Regions from separate parts of the Homo sapiens genome. Here region 1 is linked to region 2. The links are chromatin contacts, found by Hi-C or POLR2A ChIA-PET in ENCODE. All regions are on one chromosome and are shown on one strand. The core of a region is the stretch at or near the end of the contact, and the rest is flanking DNA. Distances in the headings are between cores, read along the strand shown. Region 1 has its middle 11 kb from the start of TEX44. Region 2 holds the start of DIS3L2 (DIS3 like 3'-5' exoribonuclease 2).

Region 1 (4,400 bases), core at 1,829-4,328, 360 kb before region 2:
AGGCTAAGAGGTAGCCCTATTTCCTAGACTGACTTGATCTTGAGCTTCCAGAGTCTCTAAGGACACAGACTGCGCCCTCTGCTGGAGGGAAGGCACCACCGGCCCATACTAGGGTGGCCCAAGGGCGCGGTGGCTCAACCTGTAATCTCAGCACTTTGAGGCCAAGGTGGGAAGATCACTTGAGCCCAGGAGTTCGAGACCAGACTGCACAACATAGCGAGACACCATCTCTACAAAATTTAAAAAAAAAAAAATAGCCAGGTGTGGCAGCACATGCCTGTAATCCCAGCTACTCAAGAGGCTGAGGGGGAGGATCACTTGAGCCCAAGAGGCTGAGGCTATAGTGAGCAATGAACACGTAACTGTACTCCAGCCTGGGTGACAGAGTGAGACCCTGTCTCAAAATAATAATAATAAAAATAACAATAAAATAAAAAATAATTTTTAAACATTTTTTAAAGAAAGCGGAAAAAAGGGCACAAGGACAGAGGGGCATAGACCCTCCAACTGGAGTGACTGCCAGAGCTGAACAGCACGGCAATATAACAGTGCTCCAAGACTCAGACCACAGAAGGCCCAGAGTCCTCCAGGAAGGACCCAGACACAGAGCAAAGGTCTTCATGGGTAGAGTCTGGCTGAGGGGTCTCAGGACAGGCAAGGCCCACTGACTCCGTGCCTAGAAGCAGGCTGGCCCACCCTGTGGAGTCCTGCACAAGTGGACACTGTGGCCCTTAGTGTCTCCAAACACAAAAAAGTGTTTCCTCATCTGCAAAGTGGTTCTTCCATTTGCCTCACAGAGATGCTGTGGTCAATAATGCTTTTTTTTTTTTTTTTTTTTTGAGACAGAGTCTCACTCTGTCGCCCAGGCTGGAATGCAATAGTGCCATCTCAGCTCACTGCAACCTCCACCTCCCAGGTTCAAGCAATTCTCCCACCTCAGCCTCCCGAGTAGCTGGGATTACAGGAACCGGCCATCATGCCCAGCTAATTTTTGTGTTTTTGTAGAGATGGAGTTTCACCATGTTGGCCAGGCTGGTCTTGAACTCCTGACCTCAGGTGATCCACCTGCCTCAGCCTCCCAAAGTGTTGGGATTACAGGCGTGAGCCACTGTTCCCGGCAATAATGCATATTTTTCAAAAACAGCATTTAACAGTGGGCATCTGACAAATGTCAGTTTTCCTTTACTGGGATTTTCCACATGATCTGTGTATTGGTGAGGAGCCTCTTAATTGAAAGTGACAGAAACCCAGCATGTAGTAGCTTAGGCACAAACCGGATTAACGGGCGAGGTAAGGAAGGGCTAAGAGGAACTGGCTATGAGGATGCTGAATAGGAACTCCCTGCTGCCAGTACTCTGTCCCCATCACTTGTCCTCCACCTCCCATGGAGGTTCTTTCTCTCCGCCAGGCTTCTGCTCCTTGCAGGGACCGTGGCTCCTGGAGACTCCAGGCCCACAGGCTGCTCCTTGATAAACCAGAGAGGAAAAGTCTCGGTTTCCCCTGTTGGATCTGATCAATCCTAGGGGGAAGGACCCTGGTTGGCCCAGCCTGGATCCTGTCAGAGCAGGCTGCTCCCAGAAAGGGGAAGGAGGGGCCCAAAGCAGCCTGTCCCTTGTGGCTCCCCTAAGTCCCCCACTGCAAGGGACACTGTCCTAACCCCCATCCCTCCTATATCTGAAGGTTCCCCAGCAGATAAAAGTTGCCTTTCCCACAAAAATAGGCCAGGACTCCAGATGGGGTCCGATGTTTGCCTAATGCCACACAGAGCCCACACCTAGGTTCTGGGACCCGGGGTATGCCTCCCACAACACACAAACTTGCCTGTGAATGCCCTGCACACAACCAGAACCTTCCTTTAAACACGTGCTTTGGAAAGAGCAAGGCACTCAGATCTTTCTGTACTCATCCCCCCAACCCCATGGATTCAAATATATTCCTTTGCATCTCTAAATTTTAAATGTCAAACAATGAGGAAATAGAATTCACCTAAAATTCTGCCTTGGCTACTCACCTCCTGTATTTTATTAGTACTTTTCAAAATACAGTCTTTGGGGAGGAAAAACACCTCCCACCAATGGGCTCACCACACTGAACTTGAACAAGGCACTCAGGGTCCCTCAGTAAGAGATGGTTAGGATTACCCCAGCAGCAGATGGGTAAGTCGAGGCACAGCAGGGCAGGGGCATGGTGGCCGATTGCCGGTGGCCCCTGCGCAGGTTCTGGGCCTTGCGTCCCAGTCTGGGTTCTGGCTTCAGCACTTTATATTCTGCTGCGGCGGGAACAGCCTAAGAACAGAAACTTGGAGGTGGTCAGTGCAGACCCTTCTGGCCCCAATGCCCTCTTCACCCAGGGGTGGCCTGGCCTGGCCTGACTGCCCCGACTGCCCCCAACCCCAGGCAGCGGTGGAGGAGAGGGATGTCACACAGCACAAACGCCGGCGGAGGGGCCACAGGAGTGGGGAGAGCAACCAGGGATGAAGCAGAGTGGGGTGCGCAGGCCTCGCGTCTCCTCCCCCAGGGCAGGTGGCCAAGCTCAGAGATTTCCTGGGTGATTAGGGGGAGGGGCGCGAAAACGCCCCTTGCTGCCACCTGCTCCTTGTTGCCAGAGCAGGAACCCAGGTTGGGGCTTGGGGAGCAAATGAGGCTGGGACAGAGCACGGGGCAGTCAGATGGGGTGAGGCGAACAAAGGCCTCTCTCTGCGAGAGAAATCCCGACTGGCTGCGGGGCGCACTCAGGCCACAATGGGGCTTTCTCCGGCCACAGGCGGCCCGGCCAGCCTGAGGGCAAGGCAGGGCGTCTGCGCTGCCGCGGGCCAGGCGGCACCGCTTCCGCGAGGGAAGAGCAGCTCCCGTGTCGGGGCCGGAGCTGGGGCCGAGGCTCCGAGGCGGGACCAAGGGCGCGGGTGGCCGACGGGGCCTGCAAGACCGGCCGAGCACCCCCAGCCCCAGCCCGGCCCGGCCCAGCAGGCCCGGCCCAGCAGGCCCGGCCCAGCAGGCCCGGCCCAGCAGGCCCGGCCCCGCCGTCTCCATGGCGACCGTGACCTCAACGCCTGGGCGGGGAGGGAGAGGCTGAGCCGGTTGCTGCGCGACGGCCCAGTGACGTCAGACAATTGAGTTTGGTTCCCAAGGCAACTGGCCGGGCAGCTGGGCCGGGAACTATTTGTGTCTGTCCCCAGAGGGGCTGCGGAGCCTCCAGGGTCTGGCGCAGCTGAGGAAATGCGCTCCTGGCCCGGGGCAGGCGGGGGCCGGGACACAGAGGCCCTTTCAGCCCCGGAAGGCTGCGGGCCCGGGCGGGGCGGGGCGGCACCCTCCAGGAGGACGCCCGGCCTTCTCCCCACTTCTGCCTGGGAGGCCCCTGGCCCGCCGGGCTTTGTCCTATTTATAAACGTGCTCCTGAGTAAACTCCCTGAAGAAAGGGGCCTCTGTGTGCGGCAGCCCGGCCCACAGCGCCGCCCTCAGCACACAGTAGGCGCTCAGCATGGCCTTCTCATGGGACTGAGGACAAGCACCGATCCTTGGGAGCTGCCAGGCGCCTCCAGCACCCAGAACCCCTGACATCGAGCGCCTGGACACCTGTTCCCGAAGCCCTGTGAGCTGATGGGCTACGTAACCTCTGGGCCGCAATGCTAGAATAAAATGCATGGACACTTGTTCCAAAACGATGGAGGGACGGTGTGGGAAACAGGCCCCAGCCCTGTCGACTGAGGGTGAATGCACGAGTGAAAGTGACAATACATGGGTAAACTGAGGCAGGCGGCATCAGCCGTAGAGGAGAGAGGATGAGGTTCCAACCTGGGGTGTAAGAGAAACAAGATGCTACAGGAGCAGAAGGGCCATCAGCTGTGCTAAGATAAAGCAGGGACCTAAATTTGGGCCTGAGAGCTGGTCCAGGCCTGCCAGTGGCAGTGGCTCAAGACGTGGGGCGCTGTGACTGGGTCTCAGACCCAGTGATGCCACCAACCCAGGCTTCTCCCAGGCTCCTCCCCCAGTAGCACTCTGTCACTACAGGGTGACATCCAGGCCCTTCACGATCTGTCTCCAGGGAGCCACCACCTCCCCCAGCCCAACAGGCCAAGCACTGACATCCAAACCAACTGACTACCCAGGAGCCTGGGCATGCTTTGTCCGTCTGGCCCAGGGAGGCATCTGCCCATCCCTGTGAATAGCAGCGTCTCTCCTCAACAGTCAGTGACTGCCTTCTGACAGCCTGACCAGGGGGTCTGAGTGCGAGAGGCATCTGGCATCTCTGAAAAAGCAGCTCCAGCCTGGCTTCCAGGGCAGGGACTCTCCACTGCCAGATCTGCAGACTCTCCACCACCAGGGCGCCTACTGCAGTTGGGAAAAGCCTCAGATCTATGTCCTCTCCTGTCTGGGTGGAGCAGGCACCATGATCCCTGTTTC
Region 2 (4,729 bases), core at 79-2,578:
AGCCTGGGCGACAGAGCGATAGTCCGTCTCAAAAAAAAAAAAAAAAAAAAAAAGAGAAATATAGGCACAATTTAATGCATCTCTTTTCCTTTTTCAATATGGAGCATACGGTGGTTCAAGCATCTGTCCACATTGTATTCCCGAAGTTTGATCCCTACCCTGCCCTGCCCTCCCGTCTTTCCTTCCCTCTCTCTTTTTTTTTTTCTGGAGTGCAATGGTGCGATCTCGGCTCACTGCAACCTCCGCCTCCGGGGTTAAAGCGATTCACCAGCCTCAGCCTCCTGAGTAGCTGGGATTACAGGCATGTGCCACCACGTCTGGCTAATTTATTATTTTTAATAGGGACGGGGTTTCTCCATGTTGATCAGGCTGGTCTCGAACTCCCGACCTCAGGTGATCCGCCCGCCTCGGCCTCCCAAAGGGAAGTTTGATTTTTCTATGGTCACCAATGGACACTTGATCTCCATAGCTTGAGAATGGCGGCCATCCCCTCACTGGCATTCTTTCCTCTTGTGCTCTCCCGAACGTTCTGGCTGCTCTTTGGATTTCCTTTTCCTTTGCTCACATCTACAATATTGGTGTTTCCTAGGTCCCGTACTTAACGATTGTTTCCTCTCAACACGCTTCCCTGGGCGGGCTGAACTGTCGGGGGCTTTCTCGGCTGCGCTTCCTCTCTCACCTGAAACCCTCTTCCCAACCCTTTATACTAGGTCGACGTCTCCAACATCAGCTGCTCCCCACCCGTGTCTGGGTGGGCCCCTTGGGCAGGCTCCCCTAGTCTCCTTTCCTTCGATCATCCCCACGTGCAGGACGTCATCTGCTTGCTCTGCCATCAGCCTCACATCCTGAGGGCAGGGACCATGCGGGGGTTGTCCATCTCTGTATCCCCAGTGCCAGCACTGCACCTCGCCCCAAGCAGTTGTCCAATAAATGAGCAGTGAGTAAATGAAAGAATGAGCAAAGCCTTGTAACAGGAAAGGGGCCGGCGGCGTCTGCCGTGCAAGACCTGGCCCAGTGGAGCAGAGCCTGGAGGTTCAGGAGCCGGGTCTGGAAGGCTCCTTCCGGTGGAAGAGGGGCCCGGAGCCAGCCGGCGCCTGGCACAAGGCGTCTCAGAGGCCGCCCACTGGGAGCCAACCGTTGCAGCCAGTTGTCCCCGCGAGCGAGGCCGGAGAAGGCGCGGCGGCCCCTGGCCTGGCCATTTCGCCCTTGTCGCAGCTGAACCGCCGACTACGAGCTCCTGCACCGCGCACACACCCCGCGCGCTTCGCTCTCGGCCTCGCCCGGCCACCGTCGCTCTCTAGAACGCCGCGCCCGTGACCCGGAAGAGCATTCTCCTTAGCAACTGCGGGACTGCGGCGGCGCCGGCCTCCGGGGAGAAACGGTGAGGCCCTCACTCGCCTGCCCCCTGCACCGCCTAGTGCTGCACGACCCCCTCGGGACCGACCCGGGGTCTGGCCTCTGGGGGGCTCCGCGGCGCTTCGCCCGGCACCTGTGGTGGCGGCCCGGGACGAGCGTCTTCCGCCTCTGGCGTTGCTCCCCGGCCCACGCGTCTTCCCTGTCCCGCATCTCCCTCAATGTCCCCAGCTCCCCACTCTCCGCTCCTGACCGACCCGGCCTCCCAGGCCGCGCTTATAGCGCCGGGGCCCTTGTAGCCTAGGATGGCGTGAGGGGAGCGAGACCAGAATTAGAGCCTGTTGCTGTAGAGAGGACGCCTCCCGAGGCTCGGGTCACCTGTGGACGCGTTCTCTAGGGTCTTGATCGAGATGTTCAGGACTGGCAGGGATGGGGAGCCTCGGGAATCTTGAAGGGCAGCCGCTTAATTATAACATGTCCTTGACGTTTGCGCTTTCCACAGTGATACACTTTATCTCCTTTATTGATCATAGAGAGTTTTTTTTTTTAATAAACTTTTAGATATGGGGGATACGCATGCAGGTTAGTCACATGGGTATATTGCACCCAGGTATTGAGCATAGAACCCAGTAGGTAGTTTTTCAACCCACATCCCCCATCTCTCCCCTCCTTCCAGTAGTCTACAGTGTCTACCGTTACCTTTTTTTTTTTTTTTTGAGACGGAGTCTCATTCTGTCGCCCAGGCTGGAGTGCAGTGGCGCGATTCGGCTCACTGCAAGCTCCGCCTCCTGGGTTCATGCCATTCTTCTGCCTCAGCCTCCCGAGTAGCTGGGACTACAGGCGCCCGCCACCCCGCCCGGCTAATTTTTTTGTATTTTTAGTAGAGACGGGGTTTCACCATGTTAGTCAGGATGGTCTCGATCTCTTGACCTCGTGATCCGCCCGCCTTGGCCTCCCAAAGTGCTAGGATTACAGGCGTGAGCCACCGCACCCGGCCGACTGTTCCCATGTTTATGTCCATGTGCGCTCAATGTTTCTACTCCCACTTGTAAGTGTGCTCAATGTTTAGCTCCCACTTATAAGTGAGAACGTGTGGTGTTTAGTTTTCTGTTCTTGTGCTAATTCGTTTAGGATTATGGCCTCCAGCTCCATCTGTGCTGCTGTAAAGGACATGATATCTTCCTTTTTTGTGGCTGCATAGTATTCCATCCTGTACATCCACATTTTTTTTTTCCAGTCCACCATTGATGGTCACCTAGGTTGATTCCGTGTGTTTGCTATTGTGAATAGCTCAGCCGTGAACATACAACTGCATATGTCTTTTTGGTATAATGGTCTGTTTTCCTTTGGTTATATACCCAACAGTGGGATTGCTGGGTGAAATGGTGGCTCTTTAAGTTCTTTGAGAAATCTCCAAACTGCTTTCCACAGTGGCTGAACTAATTTACATTCCCACCAACAGTAGTTTAAATGTTCCCTTTCCAAGGGAGCCTAATGAGGATCTGTTGTTTTTTGACTTTTTGATAATAGCCATTCTGACTGGTGTGAGATGGTATTTCATTGTGGTTTTGATTGGCATTTCTCTGATAATTAGTCATGATCATGTTTTCCATATATTTGTTGGCTGCTTGTATGTCGTGGTTTTTTCTTTTTGTATTTCTTCTGAGAAGTGTTCATGTCCTTTGGCCATTTTTAAAAATGGGCTTATTTGTTTTTTGCTTGTTGATTTAAGTTCCATAGGGATTCTGGATATTGGACCTTTGTCAGATGCATAGTTTGTGAATATTCTCGCCCATTTTGTAGGTTGTCTGTTTAATCTGTTGATAATTTCTTTTGCTGTGCAGAAGCTCTAGTTTAATTAGTTCCAACTTGTCAATTTTTGTTTTTGCTGCAGTTGCTTATGGGGACTTAGCCAAAAATTTGCCAAGGTCAGTGTCAAGAAGTGTATTTCCTGGGTTTTCTTCTAGGATTTTTATAGCTTGAGGTCTTTTATTTTATTTTGAGACAGGGTCTCACTGTCACCCAGGCTGGAGTGCAGTAGCGTGACTGCAGCTCACTGCAGCCTCGATTTCCCAGGCTCAAGTGATCCTCCCACCTCAGCCTCCCGAGTAGCTGAGACTACAGGTGCGCACTACCACGTTCGGCTAATTTTTGTATTTTTTATGGAGATGTGGTTTTTACCATGTTGTCAGGCTGGTCTCTGACTCCTAGGCTCAAAAGATCTGCCTGCCTCAGTTGCCCAAAGTGCTGGAATTACAGGCATGAGCTACTGTGCCTGACTGAGGTCTTTGCATTTAAATCTTTAACCCATTATGTATATCATGAAATATATACAGTTTTATATCTTCTGCATGTGGCTAGTTAGTTATCCCAGCACCATTTATTGAATAGGGAGTCCCTTCTCCATTTGTTTTTTGTCAGTTTGTTGAAGATCATATGGTTGTAGGTGTGTGGCTTTATTTCTGAGTTTTCTGTTCTGTTCCATTGTTCTATAGGTGTGAGACTCATTTAATTGTACATCTTGAACTGATCCTTTTCTGGGGAATTTGCTTCCCAGTTGTGAGTGAGGTGTGGTTAGTATATTCTGTAGCTTAGATTTTTGTGCTTACAAGTTTTCTGCAGAAGGAAATCTTCCCGGGACTGACTAGGTTTGAGGTTTGAGAAATATTTCAAGTGAAATTTGCTACATTGAAGAAAGTAGGAGCAGGTGTTGTTAATAGCATGGACTTACACTTCAGAAGACACTATGGCACTGGAAAACCTCCCCTGATTTGAGTTTGAATGAGCTGTACTAAGAAAACTGTAAGCCTTATTTGAACATGGTTGGATAACGACTTTATTTTTAATCTGATGATGATGGAGCTAAAACTGAGGCGTGTGAACCGTTTTTGGAAATGACATTATTTGGGAATAAAATGTGGGAGTTTCTATATCAAAATTCATTTAAAACTATAATTTCATTCCAATTTAATAACTTTATTAAGCATCTACAGCATTATACACTTTAAAGGATATAAAAGAAAAGTGCACACATGAAATTATTAGGAAAGCAATGAAATGGACATTTGTTTAAATGCAAAATATGTGGTACGGATATTAAGTGCTGTAGTAGGTCAGAGGGTGGAGAAATCATTTCTGGATTAAATGGGACTTGATTTGTCTCTAAAGTACAGATATAATTTGTATTTGTATTGGAGAGGACAGGAAGTCCTAATTCCTTTCCTTATATTCTTAAGAGTTTGGGAAATAGTTCCATGTGGCATTTCGAAGTTCTTATTTAATGCTTTCAGGTCACTTGATTTGTGACCTATTTCTTTCAAATAGTCTTAGTACAAATCTATATGACATTTTTCCTGTTTGACATCTAAAATAGTGA

What was found. Hi-C counts contacts between places; a loop is a spot of excess contacts on that map. ChIA-PET counts read pairs that join two places held with the same protein, here RNA polymerase II (POLR2A). Pooled maps may share reads with other maps.
Region 1: a pooled map shows a loop between it and region 2 (5-fold over the local background). The contact joins the enhancer-like site here to the promoter of DIS3L2 in region 2. A Hi-C loop is called at or near these places in 3 of 37 single-sample maps with no recorded cell type and 9 of 50 pooled maps. POLR2A ChIA-PET finds 5 or more read pairs at or near these places in 1 of 52 experiments (AG04449).

What each region holds. Positions count from the first base shown.
Region 1 is chr2:231,601,738-231,606,137 of GRCh38, forward strand. No RefSeq gene overlaps it. Among named protein-coding and RNA genes, the nearest start is that of TEX44, 11 kb to the left of the region's middle. RefSeq lists silencers at 2,697-2,996, 3,127-3,416. Within about 2 kb of position 3,079, at least 35 of the 41 ENCODE cell types and tissues checked have a DNase peak (open chromatin) inside an H3K27ac peak, as active enhancers do.
Region 2 is chr2:231,960,385-231,965,113 of GRCh38, forward strand. DIS3L2 (DIS3 like 3'-5' exoribonuclease 2) reads left to right here and starts at 1,329. Exons shown (of 21, transcript NM_152383.5): 1 at 1,329-1,381. RefSeq lists an enhancer at 1,207-1,296 and a silencer at 1,427-1,586.